2 separate regions of the Homo sapiens genome follow, and region 2 is linked to region 1. Evidence: chromatin contacts called from ENCODE Hi-C or POLR2A ChIA-PET data. All regions are on one chromosome and are shown on one strand. The core of a region is the stretch at or near the end of the contact, and the rest is flanking DNA. Distances in the headings are between cores, read along the strand shown. Region 1 holds the start of TLR8-AS1 (TLR8 antisense RNA 1). Region 2 has its middle 110 kb from the start of LINC02154.

What was found. A loop is a pair of places that touch in the nucleus more often than their neighbours do. ChIA-PET counts read pairs that join two places held with the same protein, here RNA polymerase II (POLR2A). Pooled maps may share reads with other maps.
Region 2: a map of OCI-LY7 shows a loop between it and region 1 (4-fold over the local background). The contact joins the enhancer-like site here to the promoter of TLR8-AS1 in region 1. A Hi-C loop is called at or near these places in 2 of 168 maps with a recorded cell type or tissue (OCI-LY7 and PC-9) and 6 of 50 pooled maps. POLR2A ChIA-PET finds 5 or more read pairs at or near these places in 5 of 52 experiments (H1, HEK293, PC-9 and 2 more).

The regions. Positions count from the first base shown.
Region 1 is chrX:12,940,514-12,945,353 of GRCh38, forward strand. It overlaps TLR8-AS1 (TLR8 antisense RNA 1), which reads right to left and starts at 2,787. Exons shown (of 5, transcript NR_030727.1): 1 at 2,665-2,787; 2 at 1,705-1,821.
Region 2 is chrX:13,193,057-13,198,167 of GRCh38, forward strand. No RefSeq gene overlaps it. Among named protein-coding and RNA genes, the nearest start is that of LINC02154, 110 kb to the right of the region's middle. Within about 2 kb of position 1,513, at least 5 of the 41 ENCODE cell types and tissues checked have a DNase peak (open chromatin) inside an H3K27ac peak, as active enhancers do; they include OCI-LY7 and PC-9, where a contact is called at or near this core.

The DNA.
Region 1 (4,840 bases), core at 1,537-4,036:
TCTCCCTTCTCTTAATTTCAATTCCTTTCATTTTCTGGTAGAGACAAAGGAGACATGCTTTATCCATGGACCCAAAACTCTGGTGCCGGTCACGGACTGGGAAGGCAGCCTTCCCTTGGTGTTTAATCATTGCAGGGATGCCTCTCTGATTATTCACCCACGTTTCAGCGGTGTCAGACCACCCAGGGATGCCTGCCTTGGTCATTCATGCTTAGCGGCAAGTTCCGCTTTTCTGTGGGAGGGGCAAGTACCCCAACCCCTTCTCTCCGTGTCTCTACCCCTTCTCCACTTTTCTGGGGGAGGGGCCAGAACCCCTCAACCCCTTCTCCTTCACCCTTAGTGGCAAGTCCCGCTTTTCTAGGGGGCAAGAATCCCCAATCCCTTATTTCCGTGCCCCGACCTCTCATCTCTGCACCTCAACCCCTTATTTCCGTGCCCCGACCCCTTTCCCGCTTTTCTGGAGGTTAAGAACCCTCGAACCCCTTCCCTCCATGTCTCTACTCTCTCTTTTCTCTGGGCTTGCCTCCTTCACTATAGGCAACCTTCCACCCTCCATTCCTCCGTCTCCCTTAGCCTGTGCTCTCAAGAACTTAAAACCTCTTCAACTCACACCTGACCTAAAACCTAAATGCCTTATTTTCTTCTGCAATGCCGCTTGACCCCAATACAAACTTGACAGTGGTTCCAAATAGCCAGAAAATGGCACTTTCAATTTTTCCATTCTACAAGATCTAAATAATTCTTGTCATAAAATGGGCAAATGGTCTGAGGTGCCTGACTTCCAAGCATTGTTTTACACATTGGTCTCTCCCTAGTCTCTGTGCCCAGTGCAACTTGTCCCAAATCTTCCTTCTTTCCCTCCCGCCTGTCCCCTCAGTCCCAACCCCAAGTGTTGCTGAGTCTTTCTAATCTTCCTTTTCTACAGACCCATCTGACCTCTCCCCTCCTCCCCAGGCTGCTCCTTGCCAGGCCGAGCTAGGTCCCAATTCTTCCTCAGCCTCCGCTCCTCCACCCTATAATCTTTTTATCACCTCCCCTCCTCACACCCGGTCTGGTTTACAGTTTCATTCCGTGAGTGGCCCTCCCCGACCTGCCCAGCAATTTCCTCTTAAAAAGGTGGCTGAAGCTAAAGGCATAGTCAAGGTTAATGCTCCTTTTTCTTTATCAGATGTCTCCCAAATCAGTGAGCATTTAGGCTCTTTCATCAAATATGAAAAACCCAGCCCAGTTCATGGCTCGTTCGGCAACAACCCTGAGACGCTTTACAGCCCTAGACCCTAAAAGGTCAAAAGGCCGTCTTATTCTCAATATACATGTTATTACCCAATCCGCTCCTGACATTAAATAAAACTCCAAAAATTAAATTCCGGCCCTCAAACCCCACAACAGGACTTAATTAACCTCGCCTTCAAGGTGTACAATAATAGAGACAGCCAAGTAGCAACATATTTCTGAGTTGCAATTCCTTGCCTCCACTGTGAGACAAACCCCAGCCACATCTCCAGCACACAAGAACTTCCAAACGACTAAACCGCAGTAGCCAGGCATTCCTCCAGAACCGCCTCCCCCAGGAGCTTGCTACAAGTGCCAGAAATCTGGCCACCAGGCCAAGGAATGCCCGCAACCCAGGATTCCTCCTAAGCCGTGTCCCATCTGTGCGGGACCCCACTGGAAATTGGATGGAAATCGGACTGTTCAACTCACCTGGCAGCCACTCCCAGAGACCCTGGAACTCTGGCCCAAGGCTCTCTGACTGACTCCTTCCCAGATCTTCTCGGCTTAGCGGCTGAAGACTGACGCTGCCTGATTGCCTCAGAAGCCCTGTAGACCATCACAGATGCCAAGCTTTAGGTAACTCTCACAGTGGAGGGTAAGTCCGTCCCCTTCTTAATCAATACGGAGGCTACCCACTCCACATTACCTTATTTTCAAGGGCCTGTTTCCCTTGCCTCCATAACTGTTGTGGGTATTGACGGCCAGGCTTCTAAACCTCTTAAAACTCCCCAACTCTGGTGCCAACTTAGACAATACTCTTTTAAGCACTCCTTTTTAGTTATCCCCACCTGCCCAGTTCCCTTATTAGGCCGAGACACTTTAACTAAATTATCTGCTTCCCTGACTATTCCTGGGCTACAGCCACACCTCATTGCCACCTTTTCCCCTAGCTCAAAGCCTCCTTCACATCCTCCCCTTGTATCTCCCCACCTTAACCCACAAGTATAAGACACCTCTACTCCCTCCTTAGCGACCGATCATGCACCCCTTACCATCCCATTAAAACCTCATCACTCTTACCCCGCTCAATGCCAATATCCCATCCCACAGCATGCTTTGAAAGGACTAAAGCCTGTTATCACTCGCCTGCTACAGCATGGCCTTTTAAAGCCTATAAACGCTCCTTACCATTCCCCCATTTTACCTGTCCTAAAACCAGACAAGGCTTACAGGTTAGTTCAGAATCTGCGCCTTATCAACCAAATTGTTTTGCCTATCCACCCCGTGGTGCCAAACCTATATACTCTCCTCAATGCCTCCCTCTACAACCCATTATTCTGTTCTGGATCTCAAACGTGCTTTCTTTACTATTCCTTTGTACCCTTCATCCCAGCCTCTCTTCGCTTTCGCTTAGACTGACCCTGACACCCATTAGGCTCAGGAAATTACCTGGGCTGTACTGCCGCAAGGCTTCACAGGCAGCCCCCATTACTTCAGTCAAGCCCAAATTTCATCCTCGTCTGTTACCTATCTTGGCATAATTTTCATAAAAACACACGTGCTCTCCCTGCTGATCGTGTCCGATTAATCTCCCAAACCTCAATCCCTTACAAAACAACAACTCCTTTCCTTCCTAGGCATGGTTAGTGTGGTCAGAATTCTTACACAAGAGCCAGGACCGCACCCTGTAGCCTTTCTGTCCAGACAACTTGACCTTACTGTTTTAGCCTAGCCCTCATGTCTGTGGGCAGCGGCTGCCGCTGCTTTAATACTTTTAGAGGTCCTAAAAATCAAACTATGCTCAACTCACTCTCTACATTTCTCATAACTTCCAAAATCTATTTTCTTCCTCATACCTGATGCATATACTTTCTGCTCCCCGGCTCCTTCAGCTGTACTCACTCTTTGTTAAGTCCCACAATTACCATTGTTCCTGGCCCAGACTTCAATCCGGCCTCCCACATTATTCCTGATACCACACCTGACCCCCATGACTGTATCTCTCTGATCCACCTGACATTCACCCCATTTCCCCATATTTCCTTCTTTCCTGTTCCTCCCCCGATCACGCTTGATTTATTGATGGCAGTTCCACCAGGCCTAATCGCCACACACCAGCAAAGGCAGGCTATGCTATAGTACAAGCCACTAGCCTGCCTCTTAGAATCTCTCCTCATTTTCTTTCCATTGTGGAAATCTATCATCAAGGAAATAACTTCTCAGTGTTCCGTCTGCTATTCTACTACTCCTCAGGGATTATTCAGGCCCCCTCCCTTCCCTACACATTAAGCTCGAGGATTTGCCCCCACCCAGGACTGGCAAATTAGCTTTACTCAACATGCCCCGAGTCAGATAACTAAAATACCTCTTAGTCTAGGTAGACACTTTCACTGGATAGGTACAGGCCTTTCCTACAGGGTCTGAGAAGGCCACCGCAGTCATTTCTTCCCTTCTGTCAGACATAATTCCTCAGTTTAGCCTTCCCACCTCTATACAGTCTGATAACAGACCAGCCTTTATTAGTCAAATCAGCCAAGCAGTTTTTCAGGCTCTTAGTATTCAAGGAAACCTTTATGTCCCTTACGGTCCTCCGTCTTCAGGAAAAGTAGAACGGACTAAAGGTCTTTTAAAAACACACCTCACCAAGCTCAGCCACCAGCTTAAAAAGGACTGGACAATACTTTTACCACTTTTCCTTCTCAGAAGTCAGACCTGTGCTCAGAATGCTACAGGGTACAGCCCATTTGAGCTCCTGTATAGACGCTCCTTTTTATTAGGCCCCAGTCTCATTCCAGACACCAGACCAACTTAGACTGTGCCCCAAAAAACTTGTCATCCCTACTATCTTCTGTCTAGTCATACTCCTATTCACCGTTCTCAACTACTCATACATGCCCTGCTCTTGTTTACACTGCCGGTTTACACTGTTTCTCCAAGACATCACAGCTGATATCTCCTGGTGCTATCCCCAAACTGCCACTCTAAACTCTTGAAGTAAATAAATAATCTTTACTGGCAAGGCTATGCTGAACCTCCTTAGGCACTCTCTAATTAGATGTCCTAGGTCCTCCCAATTCTTAGTCCTTTAATACCTGTTTTCTCCTTCTCTTATTCCGTTTAGTTTTTCAATTCATACAAAACTGTATCCAGGCCATCACCAATAATTCTAAATGACAAATGTTTCTTCTAACAACCCCACAATATCACCCCTTACCACAAAAACTTCCTTCAGCTTAATCTCTCCCACTCTAGGTTCCCACGCCGCCCCTAATCCCGCTCGAAGCAGCCCTGAGAAACATCGTCCATTATCTCTCCACACCACCCCCCAAAATTTTCACCGTCCCAACACTTTACCACTATTTCGTTTTATTTTTCTTATTAATATAAGAAGACAGGAATGTCAGGCCTCTGAGCTCAAGCTAAGCCATCATATCCCCTGTGACCTGCACGTACACATCCAGATGGCCGGTTCCTGCCTTAACTGATGACATTCCACCACGAAAGAAGTGAAAATGACCTGTTCGTGCCTTAACTGATGACATTGTCTTGTGAAATTCCTTCTCCTGGCTCATCCTGGCTCAAAAGCTCCCCCACTGAGTACATTGTGACCCCCACTCCTGCCCGC
Region 2 (5,111 bases), core at 263-2,762, 250 kb after region 1:
TGATGTTTTGGTCAGTGACAGGCCACATATACAACTGTGGTCTCATAAGATTATGATACCATATTTTTACTGTACATTTTCTATCTTTAAATATGTTTAGATACATAAGTACTTACGATTGTGTTACAGTTGCCCACAGTGTTCAGTACAGGAACATGCTGTACGGGTTTGTAGCCTAGGAGCAACAGGTTCTAGCATATGGTCTAGGTGTATAGTAGGGTGTACCATCTAGGTTTGTGTTAGTCTGCTTTGTGTTGTTCTCACAACGATGAAATTGCCTAACAATGCATTTCTCAGAACATATCCCTATCATTAAGTGACATATGACTGCATATTTTCTGAAAGACATGGATTAGACTTTTTATAGCAGAACTATTCATAATAGCAAAATAACTGGAAACTATCTAATGTCCATTGCAATAGAATGAATAAATAGAATATTTACACAGTGGAGCACTATACAGAAATAGCATTGAATGAGTTCCAACTACACACAGCAACAGGGATGAGTCTCACAGACATAATGTTGGACTTCTGAGGGGCTGGTATTGCTCTTTCTGTATTTTGAAATCTGGCTGCTTGTTACATGGATGTGTTCAGTTTGTGTAAATCTACTTACATGTGAAAAAAAAGATTTTGAAAACACCTACTTTCTGTGATGTGTTGAGAGGGCAAAAAAAATCCCAGGTCAGATCATGACATCTGCAGTTTTAATGTTCAAGCTCAAGGTGAAGCTATGTTTGGACGTCTATTCCTCTAACTCAGTGGTAGCCAAATTATAGTCTGCAGGCAAAATTTAGCCAGCCATCTCTTCTTGTAAATAAAGTTTTATTAGGGCACAGCCACACCCATTTGTTTATGCGTTATCTATGATTGCTTTCTCCTGACACCAGCAGAGTTGAATAGTTGTGAAATAGTTTGCGTGGCCCCCAAAACCATCTGCTCTGATTGATTGAGAAGCTTCTGATGTTGTTGCATTACTTCTTTGTCCTCTTCACTCCTTGTCCCCTCTTGCCCTAGCTCAGGCCTGTATATCAAGGCCTTTTCCAAATACAGACAAGCTCTGTAATTTTCTGAAGAAAGGACAAATTGGGCCAGTGCCATGCTCGCCATTGCCCTGCCTTTGTCATATGTCTGTTTATTGGGACACAACCCAGGTGTTCCCATGATGTGCACCATGAAATGGAATGATCAGATTGTTCATTTGGCTCATTACTAAGCTGCTTCTGAAGATAAGATTGAATTTGACAACAATGGCAACACAAGTCTTGCAGAACACCTGCACACACTCAAGCTATTTAAGTGGAAAGAGATCTGTAAGTGTAAGTGCATAGTTTTTGGAAAAGAACATCTAGACAGACTCGTTTTGATTATTAACTTCAGTCCTTCTCCAGTACATGATCACAGATGGGCTCTTGATTCCCATGGCTCTGTTTTTAGCTAAGAGTATGTGACACATGCCAGGTGTTTGGCAATTACATCTTGTTGAACGTGGTCACTCATGTGGAAATACAAATATCACTCACTGTTTGAATCAAGAAAATTGTCACTGCCAAACATGTTTCAGATATTCTTTTTTCTGAAGTGTTTTCTCACTGCCCATTTATAACCAGCTGTCTTTAAGTCATTATTTTTCCTTAAGAAAGGACTTATTAAAACGGAAGAAAACAACTTTGGCAGGGATTGTTCAATAGTTAAACTCTAAGTTTCAAGTAAAAACTTTGGCTTTCTTTTCTGCATTCTTTCAAGTCCTTGCTCTGTGACCCTGGGCTTGTTTAGCTTATCTGGGTCTGCCATCTGTAAAAAAAAAAAAATTTAAGTTTATATTCACTCACTTCCTCAAGTGATCTAGTGAATGATTGTTGTCCATGAAGTACTTTTAGACACCTTGCTGAAAGAGATGATGGAATTTCAAAATTAACCCCCGTGACAAGAAGAGCCAGTACATTTCCACTGCCAGCACTTTGTGATAAAGAGTGATTTATGTCCATACATGCTCCCAACTTGCAGAGTATTTTGGAGTGATACAATCATTGTATAATTTTATGCATCTTTACCTAAAGGGAATGAGAAGGAATCTGGCTAAAGAGAAGAATTTTCTATGGGGAAGGAGAAATTGTACAGAAATTCAAAAGGGAAGACTTTAAAAAATTATTTGTTAATTTTTTTTTTGGCTTGTATTGGTTGAAATTTCAATTAAGTCACCAGAAACACATATTGAATACATGTTACATTCAAGGCACTATTGTGGATGCAAAGACATTTTAGAAAATCTCTTTTTGAAATACAAAAAGGTTTTTGGAGTAAGAAACCACAAGTTCAAATCCTGGCTACACCTTTTACTGGATGTGTTACCTTGGGGAGCTTACTTAATTTACCTGAGCCTTAATTTTCTCATCCAAAATTGGAGGGAATCATTATACACCCATCCCTTACTGTTCGAGTGAGGAGAAGGAAATGAAGTAAAGTATGTAAAGTGCTCAATAGAGTGCCTGGAAAGGAGCCAGTAGTAAATACTAGCCATGCGATTGTTGTTGTCGTATTAAAAAGTATTTCACAATTGAATCTGCTTTTAAGAAAAACTTTCCAAAACTTAGATCATAGAAAGATTATAGTGTGCCCTTTCCATGTCATACTAGAACATTATCTTCATGCCCACCTAAGGTACAGTTAATGTAGGCAAACTTGATTTCTTATTTACTTGGTTAGACCCAAGACTTTATAAAATTAGATGACAACTTGTAAAAAATTGATAAACTGAAAGAGATGGGAAGGAGATTTTGTCAGATAGAGATGTAGATGATTTCTTTCCATTAGAAAAGTATTATGGGTTTTCTGCCCCATCTGATATTAAGCATTTTTGTCTCTAGCTTGGAGATCTTGTTTCAGCATTCTTTCTTTCAGAGACTATAAATGCTTAAGGATTAAGCATTCTCCTTTGGACCAGCTATACCATCCTACTGGCTCCTTCATTTGTGAGTTAAATAAATCTTCAAAACATGTTCATTTATTGTAGGTATAACTATGTTTTTAACTTCTTGAAAATTATAATTTGATAGTTTCTAGCCTCATCTTTTCATCTTGTCCTTCTCCTCTTTGAACTTATTAGGAGAGAATAATATTTGAATGTTCCAGGATGCTCACTGAAAGAGCTGAAATTGTCTTGGTATTAGAGGGTTAGGATCTTTCATACAAAAGAGCTATAGTTAAGACAAAAAAAAAAATCATTGTACCTCAGTGCCCAACACACAGTAGATCAAATGTACTCATCCACACGCAGCATAGACTCCAATCCTTAGACATGAACATGCCCTTACAATTTTGAATCCTAAGTGTGTCTACTGTGGACAGCATATAGTTAGATCTTGTTTTCTTTATCCAATCTGATAATCACTGCCTTTTGATTGGATTGTCTAATCTATTTACATTTACAGTTATTATTGAAACAGTTGGATTTATGTCTGCCATTTTGTTTTGTTTGCTTTCTACATGTCTCAGGTATTTTTTGTTCCTGTCTTCCTTCTTTACTATTCTCTTTTGTAGTAAGTTGATATTTTCTAGTGTATCCTTTTAATTCCTTTAATTACATTTTAACTTTTTTAATTTTTTTTTTTAGTGGTTGCTCTGCAGCTTACAATATACATCTTAATTTATTATAATTCACTCCTAATATTCTAACCTAATTCCAGTAAGATATTAAAACTTTATTCCTATATAGCTCCATTCCCTTCCCCTATTTTGTGCTATTGCTACTATATATACCATGTCTGTATATGTTAGAAACCTAAAAATACATTGTTATAATTATTGCTTTACATAATCTTATGTCTTTTAAAGCGGCTGAGAGAAGAAAGGACAGCAAGTATATATTTACAGAGTTTGTTATATATTAACCTTCATATTTATTACTTCTGGTTATCGTCACTTCTTGTGGATTGGAGTTAGCATCTGGTGTCATTTCCTTACACCATATCCTCACAATTTAACTTCTTCATTAGAAGTAGACTTCACAATTTTTATGAGATGTGATAAGAAGTCTTAGACTGTTTCTTGTGTGTGGGGGTGGGGTTCTAGAGAAATATCCATGCCTTACCTAATTCAGTTTAAGACCCTTGTCAATAAGTTTTAAGATATTCTTAAGAATATCTTGTTCTTGGATGTGAGCTCTTCCACATACAGAAGGACAAATACAAATATTTCATTATTACTTATTCCCACCCTGAATCTTTTCTTCCTTAGAAATGCTTTTAAAACATGAAATAATCAGAGGTTTTTTTTATTGACACTAATTTATTTAACAAACTTCAAGGGTTTTGGTAATCTAATGGAATAGCCTTTGACTCTTTGACCTAAAATGTTTTCCTGGGAAGAGACAACTTTGGGCCGGGCGCGGTGGCTCACGCCTATAATCCCAGCACTTTGGGAGGCCAAGTCGGGTGGATCACGAGGTCAGGAGTTCAAGACCAGCCTGGCACACATGGTGAAGCCCCGTCTCTACTAAAAAATAAAAAAAATTAGCCGGGCATGGTGGTGTGCACCTGTAATCCCAGCTACTTGGGAGGCTGAGGCAGGAGAACTGCTTGAACCCAGGAGGCAGAGGTTGCAGTGAGCTGAGATCATGCCACTGCACTCCAGCCTGGGTGACGGAGTGAGACTCTGTCTTAAAAAAAAAAAAAAAAAAAAAAGACAACTTTGTTTTTTGGTAGGGGTGGCTTTTGCTCTCGGTTTTCTTTTTTCCTTAAGTTTTTGGGAATTGTGATAAGCAACTGCACTGTTCATGACCACACTATACCTTTTAATTTTTAAAAGTCTAGCTCTGGTGACTAATTGCTCAGTTTCTCCAAGAGAAGAAGGCCTGAGCTGTCACCTCTAGCAATGTTTACAGTCAGTTGATGAGATGAAGGCAGGGAGAAGAGATCTCTTCTTTGGGTGGCAAAATGGGAAATAATACTAGTGTTTCTCCTCTTCACAAAGAGACCACACTGAACCAATTGTTCAGTAGTGCTTCCCAAACTTCAAGGCGCATACTAATTACCTGGAGCTTAGTTGAAATGCAGATTCTGATTCCAAAGGTGGAGGGTGCAGCCCAGTGTTCTGAAATTTTAACAAGC